Regions from separate parts of the Mus musculus genome. Here region 1 is linked to region 2. The links are chromatin contacts, found by Hi-C or POLR2A ChIA-PET in ENCODE. All regions are on one chromosome and are shown on one strand. The core of a region is the stretch at or near the end of the contact, and the rest is flanking DNA. Distances in the headings are between cores, read along the strand shown. Region 1 holds the start of Lhpp (phospholysine phosphohistidine inorganic pyrophosphate phosphatase). Region 2 holds the start of Oat (ornithine aminotransferase).

Region 1 (4,016 bases), core at 147-2,646, 34 kb before region 2:
TTCCAATGAGATCCTCATAACGTCCTGGCTGCTTACATCGTCCAGTGTCTGTCCCGCTACACTCTAAGAGGGGCCTCCACAGAATTAACTGCTCATATCCAAGGCTCAGTGAAACAAAGCCAGCCTTAAGTTCTGGAGTTAGTGGAGACAATGTAGAAGCCAGAAAGACATGTAAACTGGACTTTCACCCACCCAGAAGGTCTAGGTGTTTCCTAGGACTAGCTGTCCCATACCAGTCCCTTTCACTGTGCTACAAAACATAGTCTGTGTCCTTGTTACACCATCAGTGCCACCCCTCTTGCTCAAGTGTTCTCTCTCTCCACAACCATACGCGCGCGCGCACGCACACACACGCACACACACACACACACAAACAGATAAGTAGGGGAGGGCCTCTCGGGATCAAAGGACTTACTTAACTGCAAATAAGTAAATAGTGCTAGTTAGGTCAGGGTACCCCAGAGAGTGATATTGAGAGAATAATGCTAAACAATGAGCAGCCTCCAACTGCTCATCCACATTACACAAAGCTATCTGCGGACCAAAGACAAATAGCCCAGGTTTAATGCCAATTGTGGTCTCTGACAGCATTCTGCATTGGCAAGGTGTAATGAGCCAGACCCCTTGTCCTCCTCAAATCAAAACCAATACAAGAGAATTAGATGGCTAGCCATGTATATGATTTAAAGTTTTCTAAGAGAAACAGGTGGATCATTTGAATAGTTTACTTAGCCTAGTATATTAAAAATAGTCACTTAAACGTGTAAGCAACATCAAGAAATATTTTAAAGTAACTTTTCCATTTATTTACTTTTAAGATGGAGGACATGCATGGAGGGCAGAGAGAGGCAACTTACGGTAGCCACCGTTCTTATTCTACCATGTGGGTCCCAAGAATTGAACTCAGGTGTCACACACAACTGGCAATGAGTGTCTTTACCCATGGAGCCATCTCCCCGGCCTAACAGGTTGCAATATTAATGAGATAGTCTACACTTTTTGAATCTGTATTTTACTTGCAAGTTAACCAACTGCTTCCAAAACACAGCTTCAACCCATAAATGCCTAGGACCAACCCAACCTTCCCCCGACAAGGTTCCTAGCCAGCCTGAGGGGTGGAGCTAGCACTCGAGAAGGCGGAGCTAGCGCGAACGCCCCGCCCCCGGTAGTTGACACAGCCGGGAACCCCCTGCATTGAGCTCACTAACCTCGCCACTGCCTCCACAGAGCCTGCGATAGCGGTTGCACCGCTTGCGCTGCTATCACATAGCACCCCGGAGATGTCAAGCAGCACTCCCCGCACGCCCGTCAGCCGCTCAGCCCATGCGGCCATCGTGTCCAGCTATAAATCCGAACTCGGCGTCGCCGCTGCTTTTATCCCGCAGCCACGCCTCCCGCGCGGGGTTGCCTGGGAAATGTAATCCGCGGCGGGCGGGCCGGGAGCAAACTGGGAACCACGTGGACCAGCCTGACGCTTGACTATCAGGAAAAGCAGTGAACGCATCCTGCGGAAGGAGTTCAAACCCCTAAGAGTCAGGACATGACAACTTGAAATGAAAAGTGAAACAGTCCAGGAGGGATGGCTCTCACCTGTAATCCCCAGCAGGGCTGAGAGTGTGAAGCCAAGATGCCACAAGGGGGTAAAGGTGTTTGGCACAAAACTTAACTTTAATTCTATTCCCAGGACCCATACAATAGCAGGAGAAAACCTATTCCTGACATTGTCCCCAGATCTCCCCACGAGTGCATGCACACACACGTATACTAATTAAATAAATGAAATTTTAAGTGTTGGAGACATCCTAGCCTCAGTAGTGAGGTTCTGTCTCAAAAATGGAAGAGAGAGGGAGAGATCTTGCAGGCGGTTAGATGGCACCATCCAATTCCTTGGAAACACACTAAAGGAACGTGTGCAAACAGAATGACTGCGGTGTAAATAAATGATAATGCCAAGACAAGCTGAAGAAAATTAATGTAGAGGATACAGGTTGCATATCAGAGATGCTGAAAGAAATGTGCTGAAAGAAAGATCAGCCAGGGGAGGTGGCAGAAGCAGCTGAAGCTCTCAGAGTTTGAGGTCAGCCTGTTGCGAGTTCCAGGACAGCATGGACTACACAGAGAAATCCTGTCTCAAAAAAAACAAAAAAACAAAACAAAACAAAAAGAGGGGAAGGGGATTGGAGAGAGAAGGGGGAGGGAGGGGGAAGACAGGGGGGAGAGGGACAGAAAGGGAGAAGGAGAGAGAGAGAGAGACTCCCGCTAACTACCTTGGAAAACTCTTCTGTTCTAACATTATATGAAAAACACAAATTCAAAAGTTATATGCAGACAACAGCCTTGCAAAAATAAAGAGCATGGTAATATGAGTAGAAAAAAACACCAAATTTTATGTGTCTCGGGAGGCCAGAAGAGGGTGTTGATCCCTGAAACAAGAATTATATATAGACCCTGATGATTAATGATGTGGGTGCTGGGACTGAACTCTGGTCCATCTGAAAGACCATCCAGTGCTCTTAACCACTGAGCCACCTCTCCAGCACCCAGAATGTTAGAACTTTAACGCATTTCAACAAAGTGTGCATTATTCTTTTGATGAGCTTACCAGAGGAGCTGCTCGCAAGAGAAATAAAAGGTATAATGTCTACCCTGAGTGGGTTTACTGTGCTAGAGATCAATATTATACAGAGAGACTGAAGAAGCTGCTCTAACTTGAGAAAGTTTGCTTACATCGGGCAAGAAAGAGCTTACAGATTTGGGGGTTAGGAAGTGAAGGCTGGAGAATCAGGCTGGAGTCCTGCATAACCAGGAGTTATGTGTCTATAAATCCAATAATCACTGAAGGAAAACCCCAGACTCAAATAGTAATGCAAAGGCAGAAGGTTTATTCTGCGGAAATTACCAGCATGCAGGGGCCAACCGTTCGTCAAAATGGTTTGCAGACCCCTTTTATGCAGGTCTAAGGGAATTTTCCAGAAAGATTAGGTAATCTCCAATATGATTGGTAGGGGCAAAACAGTGACATTAGTACAATTTTGATTGGTTGCTAAGTTAGTTTCATTATAATTGCTGAAACCTTGAGGAATTTTGTCAACCAGCTCAGTTCTGGCCTTGTTATCTCCTCCAGCTGGGTATCCCAGGAGCTGACTCAGCTCCAGACTTTACCTCCCTAAGTCACAGCCATCATTGGCTAAAGGCCCATTGTCAATGGCTCCTTCTGGGAAGCCCAGCATGCTTCCTGGGGAAGTGAAAATTTTTTATTGCCAAGGTTTCTGGACCTCCCATTAGAGATGCTCTGCTCCTTTGGCAGTTCTCTTCCACTGCCTGTTGGTAAGATGCTAGTATCCCATTAGAACAGCCTCTGCCTCCAATGAAGCACAAGAAACAAATTATTTCAACACTGCCTTCCTGTGTCTGCCACTTCACCTTCAGCATCTAACTGGACAGCACCCAGTTTAATCTTCATGGGAATCTGGGTCTTTCCAGACTTCTAGGTTGGAGCTGGGTCAGACTGAAGAATTTGGCAGAAGTCTCTGCCCCTTGCAGTGGGCGCGTGTGGTACAAATTGGCCCAAGATGTGATCTTTGCCTTCAGCTCTCAAGATGGTCTGAGGATAAGACAACATATAACACAGTTGAGCTAATGTATGCCAAGTGACAATGAGTGACAGAGATACAGCCAAGAGGAGGGACACTGGGCTGTGGGTGGCCTCGGTGGCTCATACGCAGACAGGCAGTCTGAAGTGGAACTTGAAAGAATGTCTGACTTTAGACTTTATGCCCTGGTGGATAAAGGGTAGGTACCTATGCCAGTGATGAGTACATTTGTGTGATTTTTGTCCTCTCAACAAGCTCTGTCTGGAACCTGGACAACTCACTGTCACTCTCTAGGTAGACATAAAAACATGCAGAAAGGCCTGATATCCAGAACCTGCAAACACATTAGTGTAGTGAGAATTCTGGAATTTTAGCTTCTCTCTCTCTCTCTCTCTCTCTCTCTCTCTCTCTCTCTCTCCCTCC
Region 2 (4,317 bases), core at 94-2,593:
GGTGTCTTCCATGATTGATTCCTACGTATTTAAATATATTTAATTGAGCCTGGGTTTCTCACTTGAACCCAGAGCTCTAGGAATTGTCCTGTCTCTACCTCCCTGAACGCTGGGATTTCAGATGGGTCTCGATGCCCACTCAGCGTTTATGTAGGCTCTGGGGACCTGAACTCTGGTCTCTTTATGCTTGCCCAACAATCACTTTACCTACTGAACCATTTCCTCTGCTCTTTCCCATCCCACTTTCTTTTCCTCCTCTTTCTGATCTTGCTCTGTGTCTAGGGAGGCTAGTTTGTGGGGATTGTCTTTTCTCTTGTTTTCTCAAGTCAGGGTTTCTCTCTGTACCTCTGGCTGCCCTGGAACTCTCTCTGTAGACCAGGCTGGCCTAGAACTCATAGAGATCCACCTGCCTCTGCCTCCTGAGTCCTGGGATTAAAGGTGTGCACCACCACCACTACTACCACCAGTCTTAACAGACTCCTTAGGCTCCTGGCTCCCTCCAAGTAGTCTTTCCTCAAACTCCTCTCTCTTTGGGGTTCTAGAAACCCCACATCTAGCCCTGGATACGTGGACTGACAGTGGCTCTCCCTGGTGTGCCAGTCCCTCCATCCTTGTGCTTTCTTATTCACACACATTCTTTCCAAACTGGAGTGTGAAATCTTTCTGCCTGACCCTGAAGTGTAAGGTAGTGAATCACTGGCCCTCTGTGGTCTACAGCTTTTGGTACAGGATTGGATAACTCTTCTATTCTCTTCATATTTTCTGATTTATAACGAGCGTTATAGACAAAAATGATACCTAAGCACCTTCTGATTGTGTTTATCCTGCAATATCCTTTTCCGGTTTGAGTTTTAACCATGGTAGTGGAGGGAGTGCAGGCAAGTCTATACTGCGTAGCTGTCATTTCCAACCACTTATAACAACAGTTAATAACATCCGGGCGGCGTTTTACAGCTGCAGAGATGATACTAGAAGCATCAGTAATCTGTTTTGTCATTTTGGTACGTGAGGGTTCAAGGTCATGTGGTTTCAGCATTTAAGATATGATGTTGCTCCCAACAGGCTCTTTCAGGAAAGGTTTTGGAAGGTCCCTGGGCTAGAGAAACGCAGTGAGAGGCCACCATTCCTTCGGGCCTCCGTTCCCCTTCGGGTAAAAGAAAGCGAACTGCTCCAAGTTCAGTGCAGAGCTCAAGCGCCACAGGCACAAAAGCAGACTGCGCACTTGGGGAAGGCAGCAGAACTTGGCGCCCGGAGGCTCAAGGCCGGGTGGGTGGGGCGAGAGTGAGCCTCTTGTGATTGGTGTGCGGCCCTCCGCCTTAACCAATGAACTGAGAGAACGGGCGGGGGCGGGACAGACACGTCGTCTTAAACGACCTGACGCGCCGGGCAGCCACATCGCGCTTCGTGGCTGAAGTACAGTCAGTGTCGCTTAGCGGACGCTGTCAGGTACGACGTACGCGCCGGGGCTGGGCCAGAGCGACTAGGGCCCACTCGGTGTTCTGGAGTCTCCGCCGGGGCAACACTGGAATCTCCGGGTCTAGGGCGCCACGCAGGCCCGGGGTGGGGCGGGCTCGGCGTGAGGACGGGCGGGGCACGGCTTGGGCTCACTGTCCCCGGGGGACTCGGCTAAGGGGACTGGGGCCTTGGAGGTCTCGACTTTGAAAAGGCGGCGTTGAGGGCGCGGGGCACCACGAGCAGCTTGGCGGGGGGTGGGTGGGGGGTGGGGGTGGGAAGAGGAGGGAAGGACCCGATCCCTGGGGACAGAACTGCGAACTTGTGGTCGCGTCACCGGGAGGGGGCGCTGATGCGGACCAAGTCCGAGCTCCTTGGGCAGCTTTTACGTCTCGTGGCAGATCATACCCATCCCTCCCCAATCCCCACTTCTCTTCAGTCCTAAACCAAATAAGAGGATTGAGGAAGTGACGTGCACTCTGTGATGAGATGGTGGCTAAGGATTGGCCCACAGGGCTCTCTGCACGAAGAGCCCCCTCCTTAGGCCTTTGACAAGCTATGTTGAACCTCAGTAAATTCCAGTCTAATTGTGGGGAGCTCTTGCTGCCAGCAAATCTTGCCTCAGGCCTACAGCAATGCCCGGGAGTACATTTACCTTGTAGATGTGTCAAGATATATTAAGGGAGGAGTGGTTTTGGAATGAAGTGGCTTTGCTACTTGAATAACCTCTGATTTCTCCACCCTAAATTTTCTTGATCAAACTTGTTAGTGTCTGTAGGTAAATTAATTTTATGTAACTTGTAACTGTACTTTAAATTGTATGTGTGTGATCAGGAATGAATGCGCCATCCGAGGCCAGAGGGATTCGATACCCCTGGAGCAGTTCTTGATAGTTGTGCCATGTAATGTGGGTGTTAGGAACCAAACTCTGGTCTTCTGCAAGCATAGTAGGTGATCTTAACTGCTGAGCCATCTTTCCAGCCCCTAAAACTTTAATTAGTACATATTTTAAAAGGTATTTTTTCCTGTCTCATCTATTTACCTTCCGGTCTACTTTTACTATGGTTATATGGATATGTATTTTATGCTCTTTGCAGAGTTCTTGAGGATGAGCCAAACTGTATACCTGTATACTTTTTTTTTTTTTTAGATTTATTTATTTATTATACGTAAGTACACTGTAGCTGTCTTCAGACACTCCAGAAGAGGGCATCAGATTTCATTATGGATGGTTGTGAGCCCCCATGTGGTTGCTGGGATTTGAACTCAGGACCTTCAGAAGAGCAGTCGGTGCTCTTAACCACCGAGCCTTCTCCCCAGCCCCCAAACTGTATACTTTTAAAAATAGTAATGAATGGGTAGTGATGTGGAGGTGTGTGGAGGGTGCGGTGTAGTTGGTTCAATCCTTTCCCAGTAGTGTTACTTTAGTTGTTTGCCAGTGACGCACTTGAGGTGAATTTTAGCCAGAATATTGGTTACATAAAACAAAGCTTATGTTGACAGACCTTCCAAAAAAAAGAAAAAAAAATTAAGGGCTGCATTTGTGAATGGTTACCTCAGAAAAGTAAATATTTAACAAGCGCCAAACCAAATTTACTTCTCAAGCTGAAGATTTTCAATGGCTTTTGGATGACTTTACCCTGCTGTTTCTTTTAGAGCAATTTAAGGAAAGGTTATTTAATAAGGCAGACTAAACAAATTCTTCCAAATGCAGCCCTTAATGGAGACTGTACTGTGGAGATATTCCTGTGAGCTAATGGGGAAGGGAATAATGGTGGCCTGAAATTAAACATAGGTGTTCAACATGCTCGGCCTGTCGTTAGTTCTTATGTTTGGGCTCTTATATCTGCTAAATATAAATAGCAGATAGATAATAAATAGGAATAATCTATATATCTATCTATCAATCATCTTTGGTTTCTCGAGACAGGGTTCCTCTGGGTAGCTCTGGCTGTCCCAGACTCACTTTGTAGACCAAACTGGCATCAACTCTGAACCCTTGATGAAAAGATGAGTTTCCATAGGAGGACAGAGAAGTAGCCTCTCAGAGCTGAGTTATTTTGATGCAGGATGGGTGACCTGGTTACCTGGCTTGTCTGGTTGCTACCTTGCCTCCCTCAGGAGTTGTGTGTTCAGGAAGGCTCTTCTTCACCTGCCAGACAAGAGAATACCAGCAGCAGGTGGGTACCCAGGTACCCAGGGGAGGGGATTTTTGAGACAGGGTTGACTTTTCCTTTTTTACAAGCTTAAGTTCACAGTGGGGACTGCTTGAAAACAAGTGCCTGAAGTGTTAGGATCTGTGATAAAAGTCTGCAATGTTCTTAATGTCCTAAAGTGTTTAGGAGGGACTTTCGTTGTAAATTCAAAGGGAGAAGGTGGAAAAAATTATCTATATAGTATTTATGCACAGAAGAAAATTGGTAGTTAATGGTAATCTCTTAAGTAGGTAATTTTCTTGTCTGACTGCTATTTATTTTATTTTATTTTAATATTAAGGCAAGGTCTCTCTTTATAGCCCTGGCTGAGCTGGGACTATGTAGACCAGGTTGGCCTCAAACTCCTAGAGGTCCATCTGCCTCTGCCTCTCTAGAGTGTTGGGATTAAAGGCTTGCTTGACCACCTCTAACTTCTTGGGTATCTGAGAATAGCCTTAGGCTCCTGATCCTCCTGCCTCTGCTTCTCTAGTTTATTTGGTACTGGAGATGGACTCCAAGGCTTCGAATCTATTAGGCAAGAACTTACCAACTGATCCTTAGTCCCCGAGGATCTCATTTTTATTTTTTAATGAAAAACGATCCAGTTTGAAGACCCTGGCCGTGTTGTTTGAAAGCTGTGGAACTTGGCTAGTGTTCCTATGACCTTAGA

The links. A loop is a pair of places that touch in the nucleus more often than their neighbours do. ChIA-PET counts read pairs that join two places held with the same protein, here RNA polymerase II (POLR2A).
Region 1: a loop to region 2 is called in a map of left cerebral cortex, with 5 times the contacts of the local background. The contact joins the promoter of Lhpp here to the promoter of Oat in region 2. A Hi-C loop is called at or near these places in 4 of 37 maps with a recorded cell type or tissue (Patski, gastrocnemius, heart and 1 more). POLR2A ChIA-PET finds 5 or more read pairs at or near these places in 4 of 5 experiments (Patski and embryonic stem cell).

What each region holds. Positions count from the first base shown.
Region 1 is chr7:132,608,023-132,612,038 of GRCm38, reverse strand. Lhpp (phospholysine phosphohistidine inorganic pyrophosphate phosphatase) reads right to left here and starts at 1,396. Exons shown (of 7, transcript NM_029609.1): 1 at 1,209-1,396. The coding sequence starts at 1,333.
Region 2 is chr7:132,573,424-132,577,740 of GRCm38, reverse strand. Oat (ornithine aminotransferase) reads left to right here and starts at 1,343. Exons shown (of 10, transcript NM_016978.2): 1 at 1,343-1,446.